Linked DNA regions of Mus musculus: all the other regions are linked to region 1. Evidence: chromatin loops called from intact Hi-C (ENCODE). Cell type or tissue: heart. All regions are shown on one strand. Links, peaks and the distances in the headings refer to the core of each region. The heading gives the core; the rest is flanking DNA.

What was found. Hi-C counts contacts between places; a loop is a spot of excess contacts. Peaks named below come from ENCODE experiments on the same cell type or tissue, not always from the same donor. Only the 100,000 strongest peaks of a DNase experiment are listed, where the experiment ranks them.
Region 2: it touches region 1 in a loop (2.1-fold over the local background); 3 of 42 quality-filtered maps call a loop at or near these places.
Region 3: it touches region 1 in a loop (4-fold over the local background); 4 of 42 quality-filtered maps call a loop at or near these places.

What each region holds. Positions count from the first base shown.
Region 1 is chr5:118,419,584-118,429,464 of GRCm38, reverse strand. No RefSeq gene overlaps it. Among named protein-coding and RNA genes, the nearest start is that of Gm30657, 11 kb to the right of the region's middle. In heart, for the core only: no CTCF peak of the experiment used is centred there; DNase peaks (open chromatin) are centred at 4,044, 4,604, 5,074 and 7,194; H3K27ac peaks cover 1,980 bases; H3K27me3 peaks cover 792 bases.
Region 2 is chr5:118,473,943-118,483,823 of GRCm38, reverse strand. No RefSeq gene overlaps it. Among named protein-coding and RNA genes, the nearest start is that of Gm46921, 14 kb to the left of the region's middle. In heart, for the core only: no CTCF peak of the experiment used is centred there; DNase peaks (open chromatin) are centred at 3,573, 5,403, 6,103 and 6,973; H3K4me3 peaks cover 1,475 bases; H3K27ac peaks cover 6,404 bases.
Region 3 is chr5:118,508,684-118,518,564 of GRCm38, reverse strand. No RefSeq gene overlaps it. Among named protein-coding and RNA genes, the nearest start is that of Gm46921, 21 kb to the right of the region's middle. In heart, for the core only: no CTCF peak of the experiment used is centred there; DNase peaks (open chromatin) are centred at 3,564, 4,394 and 5,374; H3K4me3 peaks cover 1,854 bases; H3K27ac peaks cover 3,010 bases; H3K27me3 peaks cover 796 bases.

The sequences.
Region 1 (9,881 bases), core at 1,318-9,317:
TGCTCAAGGGCTCCAACCCCCTCTTCTAACCTCTGCACCATGCATCCATGTAGGCATGCACTCACACACATACAAAAATTCACACAATGACTACCTAGTGTGCTGGGGTCACAACAATGACTACCTACTGTGCTGGGGTGACAGGTCACAAGGGTAGAGTCCTGGTGACCAGCCAAAGAACTGGGTTGCCTGTGTGGGGACACAGAAAGGAGGTGCACTCGCCAGATGCTATACCTGGGACCCCTTGAGCATACACGTGTATGTTTCTGTTGTTCATAACTCATCGAGACTGGAGGATTTGGTCACAGCGGCTGGGAAGGAATAACACTCCACGTTAGCGCCAGAATTCTGTAGTGGCTTTAGTGCTTCCACAAATGTTTATCTCACTGTATACTAGGAAACAGGACAGAATGGGGAAGTCAAAAGGAAGAGACTGGACAGCCGATGCGCAGAGGAAGAAGGAGGTAGGGCCTTAGGTGAGAGGAAAATGCAAAGAAGGGGGTGGGGGGGGAGGGAAAGGCAGGGGCAAGGCGCGCATGCTCAAGCAGGAACACCCAGGCGTGAAATGGAAACCGGGCAGCGCATCCCGTTGATGAACCTTAGCTGACTTGGATCCAACAAGCATCAACAGGCTTAACAGCCAAAAAGCGATGGTCTGTCAGTGTTTCCAAGTTTGAAGTCGGCTCTTTCCTGGCCTCCTGGGATGCTGAGTTTGCTACTCCCTCTCCCCCACCCCCACCCCACAGCTCCATGTAAGGTTCGTCAGTGGGTTCATCGGGGGACCTACAAAGTTGGGGTGCCATCACAGGGGTTCCCCGTGGAAGTAGAATATGCTTTCAGTAAGTGCTAGGGACCCCGCCCCCAGCACGATGACTCTCTAAAGTGGGGAAGAGTGTCAGCCCCAGCACCTCAGAAACCAGGCAGGCCTGTGATCCCAGCATTCAAGAGGTGCAAGAGGGAGGGTCGAGAGTTCAAGGTTACTTTCAGCTAGTGACTTCAAAGCCAGTCTGGAATAAATGAAACCCTGACTTTAAAAGGGGAGGAGGGAGAGGAAGAGGGGGAAGAGGAGGAGAGGAAGAGGGGAAGGAGAGGAAGGAGGGAGAAAGAGAATGAAATTGAGATTCTGAGATTGGACGCGACCTGTTCAGGAGCAAACAGCTTATGTCAAGTCTGGGATGGGGAACGAGGTGTGTCTAACTCTGGAACTCAACTTCTGTACTACTTTGCCATTCTGCCTGTCACTAAAGCTAAAGGAAGTGCCCCAGGTGGGTTGAGGAGGGGACAAGAATTGTTGCTTGTGAAGTGACAGGTGTGGGCGGACAAGGTCCAAGGGAGGTATGAGCATGCTCAGAGGTGGATATAAGAACAGAAAGGTGCCAGGTGGGAGGGGTGGGGCAGCAGAGGAGACATGGAGGTAATTTGGGTACAGGGGTGACCCAGGGTCACACCCATAGTCTGACAGAGCTGCAGACTAACTGAAAAAACTATGCTCTCATTTGATACCAAGGCACAGAGAAGTTAATCAGGCTGCCTATGGTAAGATAGCATTCTAACTTCAGACCCTGCCTGCTTTCCCAGGCAAAGCGATGGTAGATATACTACAGATGACATAGAGGACTTCATTGACGTGTCCTGGGTGGGGGGAGGGGGTGCTGCCTTGGAGCCTGTCTTGACTACTGCCTGTTAGGTCGTGGGACATTGACTTTCAGTGTCCTGTTGTGAAAAATGTTATAGAAGGTGGCATATGGGGATGGTCACACTAGGGCTGTGGAATAAATGACCCCCCTTCCCTCCACCCTCTGCTGCATTTCAGGTAAACTAAGCCTCATGCTGAGTGTAAGGGTGGGAAACTTAGGGGTTTGATGAGGGGTGACCTGCAGGCTAGTGTCAGCTACAGGAGGCTTCCATTGGTCATTGACAGATTCTGACTAACAATGTTTATCAACATCCTTGGTGTTTGGAACTGTTTAAGCAAAACATATTTGGTGCCGGGCAGTGGTGGCACATGCCTTTAATCCCAGCACTTGGGAGGCAGAGGCAGGCTGATTTCTGAGTTCGAGACCAGCCTGGTTTACAGAGTGAGTTCCAGGATAGACAGGGCTATAAAGAGAAACCCTGTCTCGAAACAAACAAAAACATATTTGGCATGAAAACTTCTTGAATTCTGTTGGGGCTCCTCCTGGGCTAGCACCCCTCTTTCCCTCTTAGAAGCCAGGGGGCTTCCTCCACTGCAAGATGAATTCCCTAGGCTCTGGGTCATATTAAATATATCCTTCGGGGTGGCAAGGATGGCTCAGCAGAGAGTGGCACACACCCAGATCTCCAGGACCCATATCAAGGTGGAAGGAGAGAACCGACCTCCACACATTGCTGACACAGGTGTCTCCTACCCTGCTCCAGCTGTGCTCAGGGCTGGCCAATCAGAACACGGCATCCAAGATGCACTGGGATGCAGTGCGTGGAGGGGAGGAGTCCTCACCGCTTAGAACATCATGCTCTTGTACTTCTCTCCCGCCTCCAAAATGCAGTTAAATAAACCTCTGTTCTTTATAAATGACCCAGATTGTAGCATCCGGTTATAGCAACAGTGGGGGAGAACAAGAAAAGAGAGCAGACTGTGACACATCACCACAGTGACTGCCTGGAGTGTCTGTCCCTTGCCTCTGTCACTGCCATCTGTTCCTATGCTTTCCAGCTGATTTCTGGCATGTCACCTCTCCCAAGATGTCCTCCTGGATAGCTTTGTGAAGTGGCTTCCTACATCTACTCTTCTCATGTAGCTCCCCCTTTCTCCTCTCTCCTCCCTCCTTCCCTCTCCTTTGTTCCTCCTTCCCTACCTCCTCTCCACTCTCCTCCTCCTCCTTCCTCCCTCTACTCTTCTCACTGTAGCTTCCCTTTTCTCCTTCCTCCTCCTCTCTTCCTCCTTTCCCCTCATCTTCTTCCTCCTCTTCTCCCTCTTCCTCCCCTCTCTCCTCCCCTTCCTCCTTCTTTTCCTCTTCTTCTCTTCCCCCTCCTCTTCTTCCTCCCCCCTCTCCTCCCTCCTCCTCACTTTCTCTCCCTCCTCCTCTTCTCCCTTCTCTTCTCCTCCTTCCTCCTCTCCTCCCTCCCTTCTCCTCTGCTGCCTCCCTCCTCCTTTCTCCTCCTTCTCTTCCTTCTCCTCTTCTCCCTCTTCCTCCCCTCCCTCCTTCCCCTCCCTCCTCCTTTCCCCCATCTCCTCCTCCTCCTCCTCCTCCTCCTCCTCCTCTTCCTCTTTCTTCTTCTTCTTCTTCTTCTTCTTCTTCTTCTTCTTCTTCTTCTTCTTCTTCTTCTTCTTCTTCTTCTTCTTCTTCTTCTTCTTCTTCTTCTTTTTTTGTTTTTTGTTTTTTTTGAGACAGGGTTTCTCTGTGTAGTCCTGGCTGTCCTGGAACTCACTCCAGGCTGGCCTCAAAAGAACTCAGAAATCCACCTGCCTCTGCCTCCCAAGTGCTGGAATTAAAGGTATGCGCCACCACGCCCAGCTTCTCTTCTTCTTCTTGAGACAGGGTATCAAATCAAATAGTCCAGGCTGATCTCGAACTCATGATGTAGCCCAGGGATGACCTTAAACCTACCATCCTACTCCACCCCTGTCTAAAGTGCTGGGATTACAGATGTGCATCACCGCACCTAGTTTAATGTGGTAGGTTAGGTATCCACACTCATGCTGAGCGAGCGCTCCTCATTCTCAGCTGGCCTGCCCCGTTCTGTGATCCCGTGAAACCAAACACAGTCTTGCTGGTGGGTGACCTGCTGAGATTTGGAGGAGGTGGTACTGACTCCTACATTTTCCATTCATGGCAGCACCTAGCACATAGTAGGTGCTTAGTGCACTTTGGGTGAATGAGTGGAAACCTTGGGAAAGATGGGTGGCAGGGAGCTGGTTTCTGGCAGTGAGGACTCATGGCTAAGCTGGAGGTCCAGTGGAGAAGTGCTGACCTCATTGCTCTGGTTCCCAGCCCGAGGCTCATCCAGAGGCCACGGTGCACAGAGGGAACTGTGTGTACGAGTATTTTCACAGCTTCTCAGACTTCTGAACCAGCAGCCTTCCCAGGAAAACACAACACCCGGGGCTTGCTCCCAGCTCCTCCCGAGGAAAGCAGGGCCAGTGCCCCAAAGAGCAGGCCCTTTGTTTACAATAATAAAGCAAGGTCCATGGCAACCTGTTGTGACATCATGGGAGTGTGAGGTCACAGATCCTTCCAGGGGAAGAACAGGACTCAACAGACACAATGGATTCGGAACTTCCCTAGCCCCACCAGGGTGAGAATGTATAAATGTGTGTAAATATATAAACCAGCTGGTTTCTCTTGTTTTCTTTGCCTCCCTCTTGTTCATTCCTCATTTGTGGAAAAAAATAAAAAAAACAATATTTAAATAAATAAAAGTAAAAAAGAAAAACAACAACAACAAAAACCTCCGAGTGGAAAGCTTTGTCCCAGGAATTTCCTGTTGGCAGTTGTCCAGGGAACTGGGCATACCAACAGTCATGTGGAGAAAAGGGCCAGGCCTGGACCAGAGAGAATGCTTGATCTGCTGGCTTCAGCTTCAGGGCTGGGCTTCCCCATCCTGGGGATGCTGGCATGGAGAATTCCCCCATCCCACTCCCTGCCCCTCCCTTTCGCCTCCCCCTACGACTGGACAGTACATTCTGTTCTTTCCCCCCATTCTGTCTCCTCCTCCTCCCCCTCCATCTCTCTCCATTTCCTTCCAGCTTTCATTTTATCTCCTACTGTCTCTACTGTCTTTGTGTCCCCAACCCCAACCCCTCCAAGGCCCTGCCTCAGTATCCTTCTAACTTTAAGGTCTCTCTCTCTCTCTCTCTCTCTCTCTCTCTCTCTCTCTCCCATCCTGGGCTCATGTTACTGAAACATAGGAACATTTCAGACTCAGGGCATGTCTGTGCAGGAGAGGCTGTGTGACTCCGAGTTGCATGGCCAGGGGTCTGAGTTTCCTGGGTAGGCTCCTAAGTAGCAGATGCACATCATGCAGTCAGGAAACACATGGAGCCTGTGACCCAGGCACCAGGGAGGTGGTCACGACTAGCCACCATCTCCCAAGGCCTGCAAACCCTCTACCGATATGATCTTCCTGGCCACCAAGCCTTGCCACAGAAAGGCAGGGAAGGATCCCACCCCTGAATCCTCCCTCCAACTGTCAGGCTCTACACCAACATTTCCATTTCAGGTAAACTGGGCTATCTCAGTCTCCAACTCAGTCTGTTCTGAACAGCCATCCCCTGTGTGCTCCATGCTTGGCAGTGTTGCTGACCCCTGCCCATTAGATTTTTAGTAGGAAAGTAGCCCTGTTGTGACAACCCAATGTATCTCCAGATATGCCTGAAGGGTCCCCTGGGGGAGGGCAGCCTCCTGGAGTGGGGAGGGGGAAACACCTTTGCTCTTCCTCATCCAAGGCACTTTGATTTCCCCAATCCCCATAGCTTCCCAGTACTATGTGTGTTGTTGTGGCTGGTGGTGTCACAGCAGTGTGGTCCCAGGGTTTTCTGGGCACAGGGTGCGTGATAGTGTATGCCAGGTTGATCCCTAGAACCATCTCTGGAGCTGCTATGTGGCGAAGCCAAGGGGCTGCCCTTCATCATTCCGAGGAAGCTGTGGTCTTCGGCTCCTACATCCCTCGCTCTCTCCCCTGTCCTCTCTGCCTGAATCCACCTCATCCTCCTTCCCACTAGGCCACCTCCTCATATCAGGAGAAGAAACCTTCCAAGAGGCTGGCAAGGTGGTTCGGAGAGTAAGGAGACCTGAGTTCAATCCCTAGGGCCACGCGGTGGAGGATGAGACTGAATACATACAGGTTGACTTCTGATCTCTTTGTAGTTCAGAAATCCCATCTCTGGTGAATTGGCTTTGTAGTGAGGAGAACATGGCCTCTCTTGACAGTAGGGCTTGAGGGAAGCTGGGAGTTCCTATGAGAAGAGCCAGAAGCTGAAGTAGATGGGCCGAAAGAAGCCCTTGGGGACTCCCCAGTCAGTTCTGTATTGTGCCTGGTGGGCCCCATTTCTCATTGCTCATGTTCAGTTTAGTCCAATAGGGTCAGGCCATCATCCTTTCCTACGGCCGGCCGGCCAAAATTGGCTGGTGAGCATGCCCGGGGCCTCCTGATGGTTTAACGATCACATTTGGAGCAAAGGGAGTTTGGTGATCTGGGAGCATGGGGGACCTAAAGCCCTGAAAGACAGAGCAGAGGACCTGCTGTCCCCAACTGCCTCCCACCTTCCAAGCCTCTGACCGTGCTGATCTCAGTCAAAAGACTTCAGACTTCACAAGGGACACCCCCCCCCCGGGGGGGGGTTGGCACTTGTCTTTTGCAGAGCATGTTTCCAGAGCTCTCAGCTTGCCCTGAGTGGCATGGCAGATAATGAGAACATAGCCACAAGAACCTGGGGGAGCAATCGAGCCTGTGGCTCTCACCTCCCTCTGAGGACATCCACTCTGCTTCTGGTCCAGGGATACAGAACAGTCCTGGGAGCTTCCAGGCCCGGAGGAAGATATCTGGGCATCCTAGTACCACTCAGCTCCATTCTGCCCTTGACCCACAGAAAAAGTGAACCATGCTGGGGAGGACTGGAGGAAGATTGGCCATGGGATCTTCCCTAATGAAGTCCAGATGGGTGAGCACGTGTGTACACGTGCGCACGTGTGCTAATCCTCGTGTGCCCCACCACGGGCGGCGCATGACATCTTCACCCTACCAGCTCAGCTCTGAGGTCCGTAGGCATGTGCTCACGTGTGCACACGGCAGGCATGCACAGCCGCTTGGCATGAACCACGTTGGGGGTGCCACTTGGAGCAGGAACGATTTAATGTTCCAAATTGGGGCAGCAGTGGGGTGTGGTACCACGAAGAGGGTTGGTCAGAGCCAAGTCAGAACTCTTTATAACATTCGAGGTATCCTGCTTATTCTCCAAGGGTAAAGAGACCCCCGCAGGGTCTGGGATTCTGGAAAATCCACAAGTAACCACCTTCCAGCCAACCACCTTTCCTGACACTTCCCACCGGCATGCCCAGATGGTGCCTGAGATATAATCGCCACGTAACTCCTCCCCTCCCACCCCCCAACACACGCCAAGGCTGCAAGCCATGGAATACATTTCAAGCCACGCTGTAAACTGTGCTTTTGGATGTCATTGAGCCCTCCCGTGCCAATGACATCACAGTTTCCATGGCAACTAATATAATTAACATGAGGGAAGGTGCAAGGAGAAGGGAAGGCAGAGAAGGAGACGGGTAGAGTCCAGCCTGGAACAGAGAAAAGAACACGGGGTGCAGGGAGGGCAGAAGGACCCATAAATTCTTCTGCCACTTGTTAGACCGGCCCCCTGGACGTCACCCCCCCCCCCCGCCTCGTGGCAGGGTGGGGGTTGTGGAGGGTGAGCTCTTTGGCAAGCTCTGTCTCCTACAAAAATACAGAAAGGGCTTTGTCCCCTCTCCAGTTGCGGAGCTGACCCAGAGGAGCAAGCCTGCCTCAGGTGGGGCGAGAGCTCCTCTACGCTCCTTGGCTCTTGCAGGGTCTGGTGAAGCCAGGGCCTGGTGGGGCTTTCCTAGAGCCCAGCTGGGGATATGCATACTCCTATGGGAACACAGGTGACTGTGAAGTTGAAATGCTTGAACAAGAAAACCAGTGTTAGATTTTTCTTGCCCCTCTGCTAGAGGAGAGGTTGCAAGGGTAGAGGGCAGGTATGAGGAGAGGGGGGCATGAGTGGGATGAGGGTGCATGATGTGAAATATACGGAGGATCAATAGAAAGGTTTTGGTGTTGGTTTGTTTGGTTTTTTTTTTTTTGTTTGTTTGTTTTTTTGTTTTGTTTTGTTTTGGTTTTTGGTTTTTGGTTTTTAGAGACAGGGTTTCTCTGTATAGCCCTGGCTATCCTGGAACTCACTTTATAGACCAGGCTGGCCTTGAACTCAGAATTCCACCTGCCTCTGCCTCCCAAGTGCTAGGATTAAAGGCATGCACCACCACTGCCTGGCAGAAAGCTGAAAGAAAGAAAGAAAGAAAGAAAGAAAGAAAGAAAGAAAGAAAGAAAGAAAGAAAGAAAGAAAGAGAGAAAGGGAGAAAGAGAGAGAGGGAGAAAGAAAGAAAGAGAGAGAGAGAGAGAGAGAGAGAGGAAGAGAGAAAGAGAGAAAGAGAGAAAGAAAGAGGGAGGGGAGGGGGAGGGGAAGGGGGAGGGGAGGAGGAGGGAGAGGGGGAGAGGGAGGGAAAGCCAGCACTTCAGGTCACAATAATGACCCTTTACCCTTAGCTTGGTGCTAGCTTCCTGTGAGCCACGTTGGTTAAGCTCAGCTCTGGGACTGTTATTATTATGATGATGATGATGATGATGATGATGATGATGATGATGATGAAGATGAAGAATGTATGTGCATTGGTGTTTTGCCTGCATGTGTGTGTATTTGAGTGAGATTCTCTGATTCCTTGGAACTGAAGTTACAGACAGTTGTGAGCTGTCACATGGCTGCTGGAAATTGGACTTGGGTCCTCTGAAAGAACAGCCAGTGATCTCCTGAGCCATCTCTCCAGCCCCAGGACCTGTTTTGGTTTTTGTTGTTGTTGTTGTTTTGTTCTTTTAAGGCCCTGAAAGGACCATGTCTTAAAGGTTGGTGTTATTAGGAGATAGTGGAACCCCATGGGAGGTCTTCAAGTCAGGATCATGGTACTCCAGGCCTTTGCTCCCCTCTTCTGCTCCCTGTCATAGGCAAGCAGTTTCTTCCCCACTGCCTACTCTCATAGTGTGTGTAGATTAGAACCCTTAACTCCAACCTTTTCTATTCACAAGACAACTAATTTGGTGTTTTTGTTTGTTTGTTTACATAGCAACAGAAAGCTGACTAACTGGCACTTGGCATTTCATTCCCAGTCTTCTTCTTCTTCTTCTTCTTCTTCTTCTTCTTCTTCTTCTTCTTCTTCTTCTTCTTCTTCTTCTTCCTCCTCCTCATCCTCCTCCTCCTCCTCCTCCTCCTCCTCCTCTTCTTCTTCTCCTTCTCCTTCTCCTCCTCCTCCTCCTCCTCCTCTTCCTACTCCTCCCCTTCTTTCTCCTCCTCCTTCCTCCTCCTCCTCCTTCTCTTTCTCTGCCCCCTCTTCCTCCTCCCCTCCTCCTTCTCTTCCCCCTCCTTCTCCCCCTCTCCTCCTCCTCCTCTTCCTCCTCCTCCTCTTTCTCTTTCTTGTTCCTCATCTTTATTTAAAAAGAAAGAAAAGAAGATTTATTTGTTTTTATTTTGTGTGCACAAGTGTTTTGCCTGAAGGCATATAAATGTGCTTCATGTATGCCTGTTCTCAGAAGAAAAGTATCAGACACCCTAGAGGTACAAATGGCTGTGAGCTGGGAGAAAACACGGGTCTTCTGCAAGGGCATCCAGGGCTCTTAACCCCTGAGCCACCTCTCCAGGCCCCTTTTCTTTTTTCTGTTTGCTTATTTTGAGGTAGGATCTCACTATGTAATCTTGACTGGCCTGAATCATGTTATGTAGACCAGGCTAGCCTTGAACTCAGAGGTTCTGCCTCCCAAAAGTGCTGGGATTAAGGGCATGTGCTATCCTGCCCTCCCCAACTACTCACCTTTTTTCTTTTATCAGTGATGGGGTTTCTTAAAGCCGAGGCTGGCCTCAAAGTCACTCTATAGCTGAGGATGGCCTTGAAGTCTTGATCCTCCTGCCTCCACCTCTCAAGTGTGTGGATAACCTGCATATGCAACTGTGCCCAGCAGTGATTCTGGCCCATAAACCTGAGGCCAGGACTTGACAGAACACGTCTTCAGAGCATACACATCCGAATGGGACCACGGCTTCATTTCCACAATGAACTTACTGCATAGCGGAGACTTAATTGGGGATGCCAGAGTTTACACTGCTG
Region 2 (9,881 bases), core at 845-8,844, 55 kb before region 1:
AAGGGAAGAGAAAATGTGCTTCTCCCTGAAAGGGGGTGGGGGTGGGGCGGTCCAAGCCTCTGCGGCTGCACATTCTGGCCCCCAGATAACACACCGAGGGGCGTGGCAAGGCCTCTCTGACTCTTTGAAAACCCCAGCAGGAAATTGTTGTCCCAAGGAGATTAGGTGAGACTTGGAGACAAGGAGACACCGGAGGGCCGAGAAAGCCTGGAGAACACAGGGTGTGACGCAAGAGCCCAAGCAAAAATGAGCTTTCAAAAAGTTAGGTTTGCCCACCCAGCATGGTGGCACATGCCTGTAAGGGGGGTGGGCTGAGAAAGGAGAGTTGGCGGGACAGAGTCCTGAACTACATAGTAAGAAAAAAAAGTAATAGAACTTTTTATTTTAATACTAGGTTTGTTCCTTTTCTCCCCCACACCTGTTCTTAGCTGATGACCACTCCGTGGGTCCCCCGGGGAGACAAGTTGCTCGTTTGAGTGGTGTGAGGAATCCATTGGGGGGGGGGGGCGAGTGTTTCCAAGGATGGAATGTATTTGGAAAGAAATTACTTGATTACTCAGGAAAAGGTGTGACAGCAACGGAAGTCCTGTCAGGAAGCAGGGAGGGGGGCAGCACATCTGGTAATAGGACATAATTTCTTTATGCAAATGAGGCTGAAGGTCCTCAGGAAGATGCTTCCCCCACTTCCTGTGGGGAAGGGCCAATCCATCAGCTATGCACAGCGGGAAGGTGTTTACTCTCCTCTTCTCAGACGCAAGCACACAGGGTCTCAGGGGAGACCCTGGCTACAAGAAGCTACAAAGTTACTGCCATCTCTGCTGTCCCAGGCTCAAGCTTATTTGTCTAAATCTTTTGTTGGGCCAGGATTTGAAGTGGCCAAAAAAGTCTATGTGAGAAGCAGATGTTGGGGTGTGGGGGAGAGTGGAAGGGCCATCAGACCCCAAATGTAGTAAAAGAAAGGTGATGATGGGGCATGAGACAGGTGCATGCATTAAGGAAAGTCACATGACCCTGAGAATGCTTCAAGACGTTTAGAGGTTGCCCGCTCCGCCCCCGTGGTCTAACATCCTCACTTTGGTTCCTCCACAGGGGTGTGTCAGAGAGGGGGAGCTGATCTGGCGTAATGGAGGTGCAGCTAGGTGCCCAGTTACAGGTTGATTCAGAGCAGCGTTCTCAACCTTTGCGTTTTAACTCCTTTGGGAGATGGTTGAAGACCTTTTTAAAGGGGTCACCTAAAACTATGGGAATGCACAGATATTTGCATTACGATTCATGACTATCAAAATTACAGTTATGAAGCAGCAAAAAAAATAATTTTATGGTTGGGGGGTCACCACAACATGAGGAACTGTATTAAAGGGTTACAGCATTACAGGGGATGAAAACCACTGATCTAGACTGTTCCAAGGAGGAACCAATAAATACAGTAACTCCCTGTCACACACACCCTTTGTCTGCAGAGGACACACTCCAAGCCCCCCAGTGGATGCCTGAAACCACACACAGACCTATATTTTGTTACTCTAACAGACTTGGGAGAAAGTTTGATTTATAAATTGGGCACAGTAAAAAGTCACCAATATGTAGTAATGTATTAGAACAATTAGGGTCAGAGGGATGGCTCAAGGGGCATGCCACAAGTCTGAGGACCTGAGTTCAATCCCTGGGATTCCCATAGTGGAAGGACAGAACGGACCCCTGTAAATCGACCTCTGACATCCACACATGTACCAGGGAACATTCATACCCACTTACACACAGACGCACACAAGATAAACAAAATGTAACTTTAAAAAAATAATAAAGTAAAAAGAAATAGAACAATTACAACATGTAAACAAAAGCTATATTTAAATCAAAGTACATCTATACTTTAAATTAATTGCATAATTTTGAAATGAGATCTCTATATATAGCCCAGGCATCTCAGAACTCACCATCCCCCTGCATCCACCTCTGAGTGCTAGGATAACAGGAGTGTACCACTACATTTGACTATGGCTTTTTTTTTTTTTTTTTTTTTTTTTTTTTTACTTTTTTTATTTAAGACAGTGTTTCTCTGTGTGGCTCTGGCTGTCCCGGAACTCACTCTTGTAGACCAGACTGGTCTTGAACTCACAGATATCCTCCTGCCTCTGCCTCCCACATATTAGAATACCCCTACCCTGCTTGGACTTTTTTATCTGTATCATTTTACTGAGAGTGAAAGCAGACAGAGAAGGAGAACAGCTGAGATCCGCATTAAGTATTAAGAGGCCAATGGAGGACACGGGAGTGATTCCCAGTGGTTGGGAGTGTTAGCAATCTGTCTAAGCTCCACCCCCACAGTTACCTGGCAACAGCCAAGTATGCTCCACCCCACAGTTTCCTGGCAGCAGCCAGGTAGGCCCGCCCACGAAAAAAGGGTTCCGCTCACCCCCTCCTCTGGGTTTCTCTGTGTAGTCCTGGCTGTCCTGGAACTCACTCTGTAGACCAGGCTGGCCTCGAACTCAGAAATCCGCCTGCCTCTGCCTCCCAAGTGCTGGGATTAAAGGTGTGCACCACCACTGCCCGGCACACCCCCTCCTCTCTCTCTTGATCTCTTGTTCCTTTGTTGCTCCTTTGCTCTTCCCTTCCACCCCTCTTCTTTCTCCATTCCCTTCCCCCTGTCTCTCCACGTGCTCATAGATAGCCTCTACTTATCTACTCTCTCCCTCTCTCTGCCTTTCTCTGCCTCTACTACCCTCTTAGCTCCCTTCCCCATGCCCTGAATAAACTATTTTATATTATACCATCCTGTGGTTGGTCCCCTAGGGGGAAGGGATGCCTTGGTATGGGCCTGTTGAGACATCCCCTTCCCCCATACCTGACTATACACCCATAGAACATATTCCTCTTTCTCTTTCCCTTTTTATAAACACATCAGGGAGCGCCCACTGCTCTTCCAGACCTTGGTTCAGTTACCTGCACCCACACAGCCGCTCACAACTGTCCTCCCGTGCCAGGGCATCCAACCTCCTCTTCTGAGCTCTTCATGCAGCAGACACAGGTCACAGACATATATGCAGGCACTTACAAATATGGCAAGACATAATTAAGTTTTTTTTTAAGAGAGAGGTTTTGGGGGTATTTTTAATGGCTTATTTATTTTTATGTGCATTGGTGTTTTGCCTGCCTGGATGTCTGTGTTAGGGTGTCAGAACCCCAAGAGCTGGACTTACAGACAATTGTGAGCTGTCATGTGGATGCTGGGAATTGAACCTGGGTCCTCCGGAAGAGCAGCCAGTGGCCTTAACTGTTGAGCCATCTCTCCAGCCTGAGAGAGATTATTTATGAGTGAGTGGCTCACATCATTAGCAACACTTGGAAATCCTGTCATTCTCTTTGCAGGCAAGAGGCTCAGTGGACCCAGGATCAGGTCTGGGAATCCCACATGAGTCCTCGTTTGAGTACAAAAGTCAGGTCTGAGAGAGGAAGGCAGGGAGGGTGGAGTGTAAGTCCTGGCTGGGGCCTGAGCCTCAGAGCTAAAAGCACGTGGCCACATTGGGTACAGAATGTCCTTGTCGTCCCCCAAGCACAGAAGCACAGAACCGGTTTGCACTCTTCCTTTCTTCATACTTTCATAGATGAGTCAGACATCGTCCTTATCCATTCCCAGCTATCAGGACTGTCCATCTGTCTGGCCGTCAGCCTCACCCAGTGAACAGAGATTAAACACCTCACACACCCAGAGGATGGAGGCCAGCATCAGCTGATTCCCTGGCTTTCTAGGAAGTGATGCTGGCTTCTGGCTGTAGTCAAATCTGCACTGGGGCTTTCTCCTAGGTAAAGAACTGGAGGATACATAGTTAACATTTAAAATGACTTGGAAAACCAGGTGTGGTGGCGCACGCCTTTAATCCCAGCACTTGGGAGGCCGAGGCAGGTGGATTTCTGAGTTTGGGCCTGGTCTACAGAGTGAGTCCCAGGACAGCCAAGGCTACACAGACAAGCCCTGTCTCAAAAAACAAAAACAAAATGACTTGGAAAACTGGGGATGGTGGGGCTTGACTGTATTCCCAGAATTCAAGAAGCTGAGGAGAGAGGATTATGGATTTCAGGCTAGCCTGGGCTACAGTGAAACTTTGCCTGACCCCTATCCACATTCCCATCCTAAAAACAAAAGCAAACAACAAAATGGTCTTGAAAAATAAAGGCGGAATTCGGCCTTTCTTCCTGTATTTATTTGTGTTTTTTTTTTTTTTTTTTTTTTTTTTGGTTTTTCGAGACAGGGTTTCTCTGTATAGCCCTGGCTGTCCTGGAGCTCACTTTGTAGACCAGGCTGGCCTCGAACTCAGAAATCCGCCTGCCTCTGCCTCCCGAGTGCTGGGATTAAAGGCGTGCGCCACCACGCCCGGCTTATTTGTGTTTTTTATTGGTTATTTTATTTATTTACATTTTAAATGTTATCCCCATTCCCAGTTTCCCCTCCACAAGCCCTCTATCCCCTCCTCCCTCCCCCTACCTCTATAAGGGTGCCCCCTCCCCCACCCTACCTCCCCCACTCCTGCCTCAGCGGCCTATAGTTCCCCTATCCTAGGTAATCAAGCCTCCACTGGACCAAGGGGTCCCCCTCCCAGTGATGCCAGATAAGGCAGTCCTCTGCTACATATCCAGCTGGAGCCATGGGTACCCCCTCTGTACTCTAGTTGGTGGTGCCTGCATTTACTTTATTATTTAATTTATTTATTTCACTGTATACCTCTGGCTGGCCTCGAGCTATGTGGACCAGGTTGCTCTTGAACTCAGAACTCACAAGGATCTGCTCCTCTGTCTCCAGAGTGCTGGAATTAATGTGTGCCACCGTGTCTAGGCAAAATCAGAAATTTTCAACAATAGTCCTCTCTTGGCAGAACACTTTGGGACACTCACTATAACTTCTTTATCTTGAGCCAGATGTAATTAAAGCTTACAGGGCCTATTCTAGTATTCTTTTCAGATAGATAGATAGATAGATAGATAGATAGATAGATAGACAGACAGATAGGCGCACAGGCACACATTAGGGCAGGCTCATGCACATGTCCATACTGTTAGGTCACGGGATGCCTTTTGGAGTCAGAGGTGAGGAGACTCTGGGTCTAGCCTCCAGCTCTCTGGCCACCAGTCCTGGCCTTTTCTGTGCCCAGCCACACAGAGGACCCACAGGGAACCCACACCATCGTGGCTATCCTTAAACCTAGCTGACCTGGAGGTCTGGGATAGAGTAAGCCCTTGAATGGGGAGGAAGCCCAGAAAACAAACAAAACAAAACAAAACAACCCCCCCCCAAAAAAAAACCTCACCACAATAAGGAGGGGCGAGAAACGAGAGCCTATGAGAACACAATATACAGATTAGGAAGGCGGAACCACCCATGCATTGGCTGATTGCTGGCCTGACGTCACAATGGCCCAGCCTGCAGTGCTGCAGGCAAGTTATTTGAAAAGGTTTTTGGTTTCCTGCGTTTCCTGTCTTGTGAAGGGGAAATGTGTTCACGTGTGCAGAGGGCGAACTAACGGGCCCGGGGGTGGGGTGGGGGGGAGTGTTGCAGGGTGGGTGTTGTTTGGTGGCTCTGCTGTCCCTGACAGTCAACCAAAGTTTGAAACTGAAGCGACCGCAGGGGAAGCTGTGAATGCCACATGACCCGTGGGGACTTCGCAGCTTCTTCAGTTTAGGGGAAGCCCAAGCAGACCCAGCCTCTATGATTGGTTCAATCCGTGTGAGTTTTAAAAATTTTAGTTTAAAAAAATAATTTTTTTGAGACAGTGTCTCATCATGAAGCTATGGCTGGCATGAAATTCACGCAGTTCAAGCCACCCCTGTCTCCTGGGTACTGGGATTAAAAGTGTGCATCACTTCGTTTTGTCTCCATGTGATTTATAAAAAAAAAACAAAAACAAAACAAAACTACTTTGCTTCCTAAAACCCCCCTGGGCTTTCCCCAAGTCCCATGTCAACAACTCACAGTTCCTTCAGGATGTTGCTCAGTCACTCCTCCCTGGAGAGTCATCTGACCCTCCTTTTCAGCCTTGATTTGGATGAGAGGACAGTGAGTCGTGGCTGATCTGTGTGCTGCGTTCTAGCTACACAACGAACATGTCAGGGCTGCACAGCCACACACAGCGGTCCAGGGACAGACCGGTGCTAGAATCTGATGAGAATCTCCCACTAGATGAGAATCAAGTACAGGGCTAGTGGCGATTGTCCTCATTGTCCACATCGAGATGACGATCAATAATGAGGCGCCAAGAAAAGCCAAAGGATGGGGCTGGATTTCCAGAGTCTCTTGTGTACCCGGATCAACCTGGATCTGAAAGTCATGGCCCTGAGCATTTTAGTTACCCGATTAAATGTAATCTCCCTTTTGAAAGGAACCAACTTAGCCAGTTTTCTCTCAAGACCATAAAGGAGTCTTCAATTGTGTATCCAGCCTTCAGACAAAATCTTAGTCTCAGCGTGGATCTGGGCTTTGCCAGCCTCTCCCCTCCTCCACCATCTAGTCCCCGCCCCCAACACCGGTGACAAGTCACAGGTTCCTACTGCTTAATCTATGGTTGTTTGTGACAAGTAGAACAGATGGGTCTCCTTGGAAAAATGGCGTGAGAACCAAGTAAAAGAGACTGGGGTTAGATGAACATAATTAACGTCCCCTGTCTGAGCCTCAGTTGCTCCATCTGTGACATGGGAGAGTGGCAGTCCCTCCACCTTGGAACTTGGTGGAGGTTTCATGCAACACCTGGTTTCTGATACATGCTCAAGAGACAGTGGCTACCAGCCTCTCCCTGACAGCCTACTGTGGACGAGGCAGGGTCTTCCCTAGGCTTCCTGGACAATGAAGGGACAAGAGAGTTAAGGTGGTCACCGGGGGATGGGGTGTTCACCATAAGCAGCTCTGCTTCCTTGTCACTACTGGCCACAAGCACCTGCCCAGCCAGCAGGGCACACTGGCCTGTCATCACTCCAGGAAGGGGCTCCCAGCCAGCCGTGCAGGCGGTTTCTATTCTAGGCTGGATTCTGGCTCCTTGTGGTGTCAAGACCTACCAACTTGTTCTGCAACCCCAGCTGGGCTCCAGGCCCTGCCAGACCCCCTCCTGGCCCCAACTTCCTTCCTGGAGCAACTGTTGGTCTGACTTGATTCCCCTAGATGTTGTGCTGTACTCACAGGGGTACGGCGGAGGAAGCCTGTATTTGTGGGGTTCACCATGCACCACTCAATGGTATGTGTGGCATAGCATGGGCTAATGTTTCAGCTTCCCCTACACAACCCTTGAAGACAGTGCCAAAAGCTGCCCACTTTACAGAGGGCAAAACTCAGTGAGATACAAGATCAAGACCCAGATCCTGTAAGATCTTCCTGTACCCAGAGGTACTGTCTGCCACCGGGGGTTAATATCGTGAAATGTATTAAACACCACAGCTGCCTGGGTCCAAGCCTTTTCTATTGCCTGTTTTTGCTGACCTGACAGCTCTTCCGGGCTAGCTTCTTTCTCTCCTGCAAGGGTAAGCATCACCCTTCATGAAAGAGGTTCTCCTCCGGCCCCTGTAGCAGGCCCCACCTCATTTGCTTCCTTCTAAATGAGAATCTGACTTTCTTATTCCAAAAGTTGGCATTTACCCAAAGAAGCCAGGGCCAGAAAGAAATATGTTTGGATAGATCACAGGTTCTAAGTACCACGCAAGCCAAGGCAACGAGACAAAAAGACCAAGGGAGGGATGTTCAGGTAGACTGGCCAGGGCGGGCATCTCTGGGCTCGGGGGCAGCTTTCAGATTTGAGTGGTAAGAACGCTTTTCATGGGCAGCCAAGGTAAAAGGCTCCAACCAGGAGGAAAAGCCTCTTTGAAGGCACTGGTGTGCAATAAGGGGATTGGAGTGGAGAATGAGGTAAGGCTCGGGGTAGATTGCATAAAGTCCCCAGGCTGAGATAGGGGTAGGTTTGGCTTTAGGCTGTCTTCCTGCTGCACCATGAGATTTCTGAGACCAGGGTCCCGTTTATGTGACCCAGGCATGTGTTCTCCACTCTAATCTAGCGTGTGTCCTGTATGCTCATAAATAAAGCCTGAATCTGTCGGTGTGTTGTTGTTTTGTGACCTTCCATACTCTGGGTACTCCTGAGTGTTTCTCCAGGACCTTTGTCTTGGTCCTCTATGCTTGTCTTCTGGAGTTCCTGTTGTATTTTGAGACAGAGTCTCATGTAGCCCAGGCTGTCCTGAGCATGCTATGTAGCCAAGGATGACCTTGAACTCCTGATTCTCCTGCTTCCAATGTGCTGGGCTTACAGTCTTGTGGCGTTATGCCTGACTTTTCCAGTGCTGGGGAGGGAACCCAGGATGCACTTTATGCCAGACAAGCACCCTATCAACTGAGCTGCATCCTCCACCCCAGCCCCTCCCCCTTGCTCCTCTGCCCCTCTAACTCAGAGAAGGCATCTCAGTCTCTTGCGGCCATCTGCTCCCAAGGGCTTTGGAATCCCTCCAGCGTGGTACATTACTGAAGGTTTCTGGAGGCTGTGAAATAAATGCCACAGGGTTCAGATGAGTGAGGGCTCCCAGGTGTGTGCCCTGGTAGACCTGGTGCCCCCCCCCCCAAAGCAAGAAGGCTGCTGCCCCACCAACTGTGAGGAAATTTGCTCACAGTAATGCCTGGCTTGTGATGCACAAGGGCCGAGGGAGCAGTAGGGCTGAGGGAGCACTAATGCCAAGGGAATATGGTGTCTGAGGGAGCACTGGGGCTGAGGGGGCAATAGACCAGAGTGAGCACTAAGCCAGCGGGAGTACAGGCCAGAAGGAGTACTGATACCAAGGGAATATGATATCTGAGGGAGCACTGGGGTAGAGGAACCACTAGGTCTGAGGGAGCACTGAAGCTGAGGGAACACTGAGGCTGAGGTGAGGGAGCACTGGAGCTGAGGGATCATTGAGACTGAGGGAGCACTGATACCAAGGGAATATGTGGTCTGAGGGAGTACTGGGGGCCAAGGGAGTACTGAGGCACAGGGAGCATTAGGAATAAGAGATCAGTGGGGATGGGCAAACATGGAAGCTGCAGGAGTACAGGGACTGACGGAACATAGAAGTCAAGAGAGCAGGAAGTTAATTAGCTTGGTTGAGGACCTGGAACTCAGCACCCAGCTCTGCACTAAAGCTGACCTTGATCATCTCAGGGGACACAGTGGCTCAGTGGGGTACGAGAAGGGGATGTCCCAGCACCTCAGAGGAACAGCAGAATTAACTTAATGATGAAGTTATCAGCTGCCTATCTCTCTTCTGTAGGGAATACAGACAGCTTTAGAAACCTCAGGCCTAGGAGACCAGGTAGGCAGACAGTAAATGGTTTACCCTGGTGGGAAGGGGTGTGTGTGTGGGCTTGGGTTGGGAAGGCATTAAGGGAACTTGTAGACCAGACAATCATTTCTGTATAATTCCTTTTTATGTTCATAGCTATAGACACTCTTGGTGATGAAAAGAAGTCCCAGAGAGATCTAACAACGTGTTCAACATCACACAGCCAGTGAGCACTGTCAGGAAGACCTGGTGTCCTGTTCTTGTGGTCATCTGCAGCATGTGTGAGAATTAAGAATGTCACTGGTCACCCCCACCCCTCTGGTGGTGAGATAGCCTCAAAACCTAAGACACCAAAAAAAAAAAAAAAAAAAAGCTGGGTGATGGTGGCGCACGCCTTTAATCCCAGCACTTGGGAGGCAGAGGCAGGCAGATTTCTGAGTTCAAGGCCAGCCTGGTCTATAAAGTGAGTTCCAGGACAGCCAGGACTACACAGAGAAACCCTGTCTCGAAAAACAAAACAAAGCAAAAACAACAACAGCAACAGCAACTACAAAAACAAAAACACCCTAAGACACCAGGCACCTTCTTCCAGATCCCCA
Region 3 (9,881 bases), core at 1,331-9,330, 89 kb before region 1:
ACAACAACAACAAAAAAACAAAAAACAAAAAAACCAAACAAAAGGAAAGGAACAGGGCGAAGCCGTGTAGGTTCCCGAGAGGGTTGGGAAGTTGGAAAAGAGGCCTCTGAGGGGCCTGAGCCAGACCCCTGGGAGTCCAGAGCCACCCCAGTTAGCCCCAGATAGAGATATCAAGACTGGGCCTTCCAGGTCCCTGCAAACACTACTTTCTTATATGTCTAGAAAGTGAAATCTACCAGGACAGCGCTCTCTCTCTCTCTCTCTCTCTCTCTCTCTCTCTCTCTCTCTCTCTCCTTTCTTTCCTTTCTCTTTCTTTTTTTTTTTTCCTTTCCCATCTGATATCCCCTAGATTTGGGAAATTACTACCAGTCTTCATTTGAGGATTTTTTTTTCCCCAGTCGAATAGCAAACTCCAAAGTTAATTGCCAGAGATTATTTGCTTCCTTAGAATTAACCTTCTCTCCTTGAACCCCATTAAAGAGGCAGGAGGTCTGCCCCAGTGGGGAGGATGGGGACAGGGTGGGGTGGAGTGGGAGTACACGGTGGGACAGGTCTGGGATGGGGGACAGAGATGGTTTTCCTTAGGATATGTCAGCCTCGCTCCTCCTCCTCAAACTTCCCGTACCGCCCACTCTATCTCTCAAACATTGGGCGATGCAGGTGTGCATGGCCAGGTGTGCCCCCCTCTGTTTTTTGAAGGAGGTAGTAGCTTTGGAGATATGGTACCTCTCCCTTGTAACTAAGACTAGCAACACCACATCAAGGGAGGAAACTGGAGGGAGAAAATTATCTACCACAGACTGTATGTAGATCTCGTAAGTCAAGGACTCTCATTGTACAAATCGATCTGGTCCTGACTTATCTTAGTCATGGGCAGAAAAATGTCCAAAAAAAAAAAAAAGCCAAACCCCTGGAATCTGGGCCTGTGACTTCATTGCATTTTTTTAAAATTTATTTTGTGTGCGTATGTGCGTGGGCATGCTGGAGCCATAATGGGCATGTCGAGGTCAGAGGTCAACCTGTGTGTGGGTTGTGGGAGGGGCGGTAAGTTCTCTCCCTCTACCAGGTGGGTTCCAGGCATCAAACCCAGGTCACCAGGCGTGTCCGCAAGCACCTTTATCCACTGAGCCCTGAAACATTAGAGTTTAACCGGGAAAGGGGGCCCTTGCAGGTATAACAAAGTTAAAGATCTTTGCGATTAGATAGATCACTGATTAGTGTAGCGTCTTAATTCAATGACCCATGTCCTTGTCAGAGATCAGAAGGACGAGAGACACACAAGAGGAGAAGACCTGATGACAGAGGTGAAGGTTAGACCCCTTGCAGCCATGGGAAGGACAGAACCCATCGAGTAAGGCAGAAAGGCGTTCCTGGAGCCTTTGGGAGATGAATGGCTGAATCAGTAGATGAATCAGGATGCTCTCTTCTTATCTCTTGCTCCCGCGGGCAGGTGCTGGCAGTGTGTGTTTGCTGACACCTTTGTTGCAGTCTTCTGCGCTCAGAAACAGTAGCAGGATACCTTGTGTTGTTGTAAGGTGTCCTGCTGGCATTGATTTGTTTGCAGCAGCCCAGGAAGCTAATTCACCCTTGACCTAGCCACCAGAGAATGTAACAACCTGCCTGCCCGCTGAGCCAGGGGAGTTCTGAGGATAGGGTTGGTTCCTTAACATTGCCCTTGGGGCTTTTTGGGTTAGACATCATTAAGGCCTTCTGCTCCCAAAGCTGGGAGAGCCTGGATAAGTGGTTCTCTCTCTCTGAGCCTTGGCTCCTCTATGTGTAAGAGCAAAGACAGCCCATGACCTCCCAGGTCCCTCCCCACCTCCCCCACCTCCACTCCCATCCCACATGGGAGTTAGCGGAATGCTTCTGAGACCATCTGCCATCCCTGGAATGCAGAGTTGCTTAAGATTCTGTCCAGTCCCCCCTTCCTGGCTGCCCATCGTGGCAAGTTGCTGCGAGTGGTTAGGGCTGTTTATGGGGATCTGAGAAGCTAAATGCCCAGCGTGGGTTGAACTGTGGCTGTGGCTTTTTAGAACTGACTTTTTCTCGATAAAGCAAAGGCCCAGAGGGTGATTAGGTGGCTCCGCAGATATAGCACTTGCCCCACAAGCAAAAGGACCCAAGTTCAATCCCCAGCATCCACGGAAAGAAAGCTGGGCATTGCTGTAATCCCAGCACTGAGAAGGCCAGACAGAATGATCTCTGAGACTTCCTGGTCATCCATCAGAGAGCTCCTGGTTCAGTGAGGAGAGAGGCAGTTTCCAAAACTATGGCAGAACTGAATGCTAGTGCGTGCCTTTGATCCCAGATTCCAGCACTCAGGAGGCAGAGAGAGGCAGATGGACCCAGGCCAGCCAGATTTACATAGTGAGATCCTATGTAACCCTGTTACTACATAGCCTTACATATATATCTACAGAGTATTACCCTGTGTTATCCACATACACACACACACTAGTGCACACACACGCAAACACGTATGATGACGGCGCACATTAATAATAATAAAGCAAAGGCCTGGATCATATCTCTCTCTCTCTCTCCTCTCTCTCTTTCTCCCCTTAGGTGCCTTCAGAAACAACCAACTGCTGTGCAAATCTGTCTCATTGTTCCTCCCGAAGCTGTTGGCGACAGAAAGCCTTAAAAGTCAGCCTGAGCTTGCATGAAGCCACCTAGAAGTACTGATTTCCAAGCCAGCAGTGAGGACCTTGTGGTGGTTCCTTCTTCCTGGGTGTCTTTGCTCAGAACATTGCCTCAATGACCCTTTCACTAACCTCCCCCTCCCCATAGAAGGGGCATGTCTCTTCCACTCAGTTAAAAGTCCACGCCCCCCCCCCCCCCCAATGAGCCCAGGTCATATTTCAAACGCCTTGACAAACCGCTCGGTACCAGGAGCCAGTAGAAGGGGGGCCTTTAACACCGTATTTATTTTGACTGGTTAAACAGGCTATGGCTGTAAAGGAAACAGCTCTCAGAAAAGGAGACCGCCTGGCCGACTCGGGGCTCACTCTTTCTACCCACACACACACTGTTTAAAGCATTCCAGAAAGCCTGCCAACTTTCCTGGCACGGCTCTTATTTCTTTACATGCATGTTGCATTCCATCTGGTTAATGCGCCATTCTTGGATTCTGGCGAGGGCCTAGCAAGGTGGCATGGTGTGCTCAGGCTTGTTCTATGCAAAGCAGGGTACCAGCCAGAGGGAGCTTTGGCGGGATGGGGGGAGTTCTACCTTCCTTAGGCACAGGGGTGCCTGGAGTCCCAAAGACAAGAGGGCAACTGCCTACCCAGCTCTCTCCAGATGTGGCTGAAGCCCTTCCTTTGTTTTTTTGTTTTGTTTTGTTTTTTGTTTGTTTGTTTGTTTGTTTTTCTTTTAGTGGTGTTAGGGATCAAAGCCAGGACTCTGCACATAACACTATACACTACAGTGCTCTATATACATTGAGCCCTGCCCCCAGCCGAATTTCAGGTTCAGTAAAGTCACAAGTGAGCCATCCCTTGCACTTCACTCTACCCAGAGAGTTTAGGGAGATGCAGCTGCTCTGCCTCCTCTGGTACACAGCCAAGAATATACAAGGAGGGTGCGTGAGGCTAATGTTAGGAAGCCACATTACTGTTTACAAATGTGAGTTTGGTCCAGAGGCATCCCAAGGACCGGGATGCGAACACCTAGGTCTGATGGTTTCAGACACTTAAGAGAAAGGTTCGTCTCTGTATTCATTTAGTTCTCCAGAACCACTGAGGACGTGCTGTGATTTGGATCCAACACCATAATGCATGTGGAAGACAGGAAAGCCAGGTTTTAGATACTCTCAGAACATCTGGCGAATTCAGCTTTTAAAAGGGGGCAGGGGGAGCGAGGGGAGAGAAGACAGACCCCTTCGGAAGCCGTTGTCAGGTACTGGGTATCCAAAAAACATTCTCCGGGTTGACTCAAGTGTTCTCGCCTCCCTCCTCCCCAGTGGAATAGGAATAGAACCCATGAGACTGGTGAGTTAGGAATTCAGAGGAGAAAATTGGCTCTTGGCACCGCGAGCAAAAACATGGAGGTCTCTGCCTGGACGACGCGTCAAACGCACGTCTCTCAGAGTCCCGCCTGCGGTGCGAATAGAATGCTCCTGTTCTGAAGTGGAATTACTCACCTGGATCCGGCGCGAGTGACACGGCACCGAGAGGTTTAAAAAAAAAAAAAAAATCCCGGTTCCTAATGAGAAACAGCCGCGTGCGGAATAAAATTAGTGTGAGTTGTGTAATCCCAGCTGGCCAGTTGCGAGAACAGGGAGGAGGCAGGAGGCGAGGGAACAGGCTCTGGAGCCCATCCTGACCCTCTGGGTTGGAATTTCTGAGTCTCTTTGCCTTGAGTCAGAATAGGAAACCGAACCCTGACCGCGCGCTTCTTTTTATAGAATCGAACTTTCTTGCCAGCTTCCTCCGGAGCGCGAGATCGTCCCTCTTCGTCTCTAAACAATACGCCAATCATCAGATGTGAGGAGAGGGAGGAGGGGCGTAGTGTTCTGGGAGCATCAGACAGAACCCAGGCCCAGGGCCCAAGACAAACACCGAGCCCCAAGTTTGGCTTCCGTACCAGACCTGGTAAATACAACATGTTTTTACAGGTTGAGAAATTGTCTGGCTCGTCTCTGAAATTTTCTCTCTTTCTCCCACTTCTTCTGACTTGGATCTCAGCGTTCTGTCAGCGTTCTGCCTCGGTGTTGGCCAAGTTCACGTTTGCCAGTTGCCGAGTGGATAATAGATGGTTTGTAAGATTCGTAATCTGTTGGGGAGACGGAAACTCAGACAGCCAGGCAGTCGTTGCCTGTGTGATAAAAATGACTCTCATGAGTTTTTACTTGGCCCGGCTGGCCAGGCTTGTACTGAAGGACAGTGGGAACCAAATGACTTAATGCCCAGTCAATCACTGCCTCAGCCACTCTGACCGGGCAGCCCACCGGACACGCCCCCCCCCCCCGCGCGCCCCCCATAATCAGTTTAGAGTCAATTCTTGCTTGTAAGGGAGGCTGGAGTCTGCTGGCCCAAAGTGTGAAGTCGCTGGTTTAAAATAAAAGGAAAAAAAAAGAGAAAGAATTCTCATTAAAAATGGATTTTTGTTGTTAAGTGTTTTGAGGCCAGGAACAGCGAAGTTGGAGGAGATCCGTTGCCAGAAGCTAACAGCTTTTCCAACTTTGGGTTCCCAGTTCCACTCTGGCTTCTCATAATTGGGTCTCAACGGTGCCAGGACATGTCATAAACTACCAAATTTGTACAACAATATATTGACACAAGTGACTCTGTGTAGCCTGAACTTAAAGGTAGTGGGGGTGGGGTTATGGACTGTCCCTACTGGCATGGCTCCCTAGGGTCACCTGGGATAATTACCATTCCTGGAGTGGTGACCACTGTCAGTCAGACCAGTTTGCTGACCTGCTTGGATCTCACAGAGTTAAATTGCTAAGAAAGCCATCTTGCCTTCTAGACCTGCTTCCCTGTGGTCTCCCCTACCAGCTTACCTCAGAAGAGGGCTAAAGGGTCAACTCTAGCAGGAACATTCCAGCAGAACAATCCAGCTGGCACCAGAGCCCCATCCTGGGGGTGGGGGCTTCTCACCTCCAGTTATTTCTCCCTCACAGGGGTCAGGGGAAATCTTCTATGAGTTCTCCAGCAGAGAAGGGGTCCCTCCTGCTAAAGATTGAATGTGTGTGTGTGTATCCATGTGTGTATATTTTGGTTGGTATATGTCTCTCGGTGTGTGTCTCTTTCTAGGTGTATTTATTTGTGTGTGTCTATTGTGTGTGTCTCTGTATATATGTGTGTCTCTATGTGTGTACTGTGTATTTCTATGTGTGTCTGTGTATGTGTCTGTTTATGTATGCGCATGTGTATCTTTATGTATTTCTCCCTCTGCATGTGTGTCTCTGTGTGTATATCTGTGTATATGTATATTGTGTGTATATCTGTGTATGTGTGTCTCTATGTGTTCAGTGTGTGCATGTGTGTACTGTGTATATATCTCTGTGTATGTGTCTTTCTGTATGTATTTCTGTGTGTATATTGTGTGTATATCTGTGTGTCTTTGTGTAAGTGTCTCTGTATACAGTGTATGCATGTGTATACTGTATATATATATCTGTGTATGTGTATGTGCATGTATATGCATGTGTATGTCTCTCTGTATGTATGTATCTGTGTGTGTCTGTGTGTATATTTATGTGTGTATATTGTGTGGTGTGTGTGTGTGTGTGTGTGTGTGTGTGTGTGTACTTCCCCTGCCATTCCTCAGGTGCCATCTATCTTGTTTGGAGATCAGATCTCTCACTGGCTTTGAACTTGCCTAAAAAGCCAGACTGTGCAGCTGGTGAGCCCCAGGAATCTCCCTGATTCCACCTCCCGAGTACCATGGTTACAAGGGTACCCACCACTCCTGGCTTTTTATGTGGTTGCTGAGTATTGAACTCTGGTCCTTATGCTTGCCCTGTGAGCAGTTTACCTCCTGGGTTACCACCTCTAGCCTGCCTCTGAGCCTTTGTTTATTCTGTTCCCTCTGGAGAAACCTTCTTCTGTGCTACTTCCTGTGACTCACTAAGAGCTCAGTTTCCAGGCTGATGTTTCATGGAAGCCTTCCCTGACCCCCACCCCCACCCCACCCCACCCCAGGGGGACTGGATTCCATGTCAGCATTTATCAAAGTTGTCACTTAAAACTTCTGTTTCCTATCAGGTGAGACAGGCACTTTCTCACACTGCATAATGCATGCATGGGTCCTGTGGGGCTCATGTTCAAAATTTCAGGTTCAGATTCAGCAGGTCTGGGATGGAGCCTGGGGCTCTATTTCTAACCACCTCATAGATGCTGCAGATACCAATGGGTAAGTCCCATAGCAATGGCTGCACTCTCTCCATTGGAGTTGTACAGAAGGAGAAAGCCCAGCAGGGAAAAGAGAAAAATTGAGTCACTGTCTTTTCAGCTTTCCTGGGGACACTGCTGCCTCTAAAGAAGCCTCAGTGGGGAGGCCTTGGGGTGGGGGACAAGGCTATTTACTGAACCTTTAGACCTTGGGGTTGCCCAGTTCACTTGGTGGCAGATTGTTCTGTGAAAGTGATGTTATCCAAGTTTCTGTGATTAGAGCAGCCCAGGTCCCTCAGTTGCAACACCCACAAAATGTCTCCAGGCCTTGTCCAAATCCCCTGGGGTGCAGCCTCACACCCTGTTGAGAGTTCCTGCCCTAGAGCATTAGAATGCCTACTCCCAGAGGAGTTACAGGGTTAAGGATTTAGGAGGCCATGGAGGTATCTATAGCCAGGGTTGGGGCTGTCACTCAGTGAGCAGAGCACTTATTTAGCATGCAGGGGACTCTGGGTTCTACTCCCAGCACTGAATAAAAATGGGCGTGATGCAAGCCTAGCACTTGGGAGGTGGAGGCAAGAGGATCAGGAGTTCAAGGACAGGCTTGGCTACATAATGAGTTCAGGGCTAGCCTGGGTTGCATTAGAGGCTGTTTTGTTTTTAAAAACACATTGCTGCTGACCGGTTGTCTGCCCAGTGTATCCCTGTATATAAGGCGGAGCCACAGAATGTTTGTTGATTGAGCGAGTGAGTAGGAAAAACTAAGAATTACGTTTGGCTGATGAGTAAGTCAAATTCTGCCATCCCCCCTCCCCGACCCCCAATCCTTGCATAGCCCCATCCTCTGGCTCACTCTGCTCCACTCCCCCACAAACCCAGCAACACTTAGTGGGCCGGTTGTTCATAAGGCGTCTTTTTTTTTTTTTTTCTTTTAAATGCAGCATTTTCTAGAGCAAGTATCCCTTTGGGGGGGGGGAATAAAAGCGACTTTCACTTGAGATTTTTTTTTTTTCTTAAATGTCTCTAATGACTAAAACATCTTACAATATCCAGAGGATTACACTTGTTTAAAGAAAGAAAAAAAAAGTCGGGGGGGGGGGGGGTGGAGGCGGAGAGAGAAACCTCCCACTTTTAGCAGAGAGAGTATTTGGAGATTGTATACCCACACATATTTTACAGGCAAGATCATAAAATAACAAAATTAAATTTTCAGATTTTTTTTTAAAAATCTCGGCCTTGTAGATAAAGTGCCAGATCCTAAGTTGGAAAAACAAAACAACTACAAATATAACCACCACCACCACCACCACCACCATCATCACCACCACCACCACCACCACAACAACAATATCTGTTACTCAAGTACACTGGGAATTCCAGGAGGAAAACCAAAAAAGATCACAATAGCTGCAGGATTGTTGCTTCATTTGCTTGGTTGGAAGGAGTGAGGTTCAGGCTCCTCGGTGGCTGAGTGGGAATTTAATTGCCACTGATTCAGTACAGGGAGGAGGGACTTTTTTGTTTCTGTTATTTTGTTTGGATTTTGAGCTGGCTCTCCTCACGAAGAATGACCTTGAACTCTGGATTCCCCCACTTTCTGTCTCTGACACACTGCGATTTTAAGTATTCCCCATCCTCCCCAGTCTAAGGTGGGACCTTTAAGAAGAGTTCAAACCAAAGGGCTCCACCCTCGTGAGAAGTATAGGGGAGGGTGGGGAACGACCTTCCTTTTGGACATAGATTAGTTACTACTAGAGGAGCCTCTCTGTCTCCTGGGCTTATTTCCTGGCCCTTGTGATGCCCCCTGCCATGCTGTGGCACAGGGTGGAGCCCTTAGAGATGCTGGGTCCTTTCTTGCTGCTTGACCTTCCAGCCTCTGGGATCTTGAGAAGGACTCCCTCAATCTTGTGAAACTCACAGATAATCGATCTGGGAAGACGCACTCCTGCCCGCCAAGAGCTTGCCACACAGTGTGAAGACTGAGTTTGGATTCCCAGCGCCCATATAAAAAGCTGGCTGTGGCAATGGTACCTGTAAGCACAGTGAACAGAAAGAGGATCCCCGGAGCTTCCTGGTCAGTCAGTCTAGCCAAACATGCAGATTCCAGGCTCAGAGAGAGATCCCGGCTCAAAACAGAAGGAGGAAGCCAGGCAGCATAGCATATCCGTGTAATCCCAGAGCCAGAGCCAGAGGCAGACAGATCTCTGTCAGCCTGAAGCCAGCCTGGTCTACAGAGTGAGTTCCAGGCTAGCCAGGGCAACCTAGTAAGACTTTGCCTCAAAACCAAAAATAAAAAGCAAAAGTCCCCATTCAAATGCTTCTGAACTTTGCTTTTAAAACCATGGATTTGAGTTTTGTTATTCAAAAGTGATATCAGGTCCCAAAGAAACCCAGGACAAGGCTCTCACAGTACCTGTGGCTCCTCCCAGACCTTCTCACCCCTCCCCCTTCCCTGAACCCCTCTAGCCCAGGCCCCAGCTTCACCTCTTCTTCTTCTTCTTCTTCTTCTTCTTCTTCTTCTTCTTCTTCTTCTTCTTCTTCTTCTTCTTCTTCTTCTTCTTCTTCTTCTTCTTCTTCTTCTTTTTCCTCCTCCTCCTCCTCCTCCTCCTCCTCTTCCTCCTCCTCCTTCTTCTTCTTTTTTGGTTTTTCGAAACAGGGTTTCTCTGTGTAGCCCTGGCTGAAATCAGCAGCTCTCTCTCTTGGCTCTTGATCTTCTTTTGGTCCACTTGTTCCTCTCTCTTTTCCCCCTCCCTCCCTCCCTCTCCTTCTCCCTCCCTCCCTCTCCCTCTCTTTTTCCCTCTCTCCCTCTTTCTCTCTCTCCCTCTCTCTCTCACCCCCTCCCCCTCTCCTTTTCCTCTCTAGCTCACCCCACTTTTCTCTCCTCCCATAGCCATGTGTTACAGGATATTTTATCATACCATGAACCCCGAGATTGTATTATTTACAGGAAAAAAACAAAACAAAACAAAACACCAAAACTGTTTTTAGTTGTGAGTGGCTAAGCCTTAGCAGACACCTTTAATCGAAGAGCTTTCTTCTTGA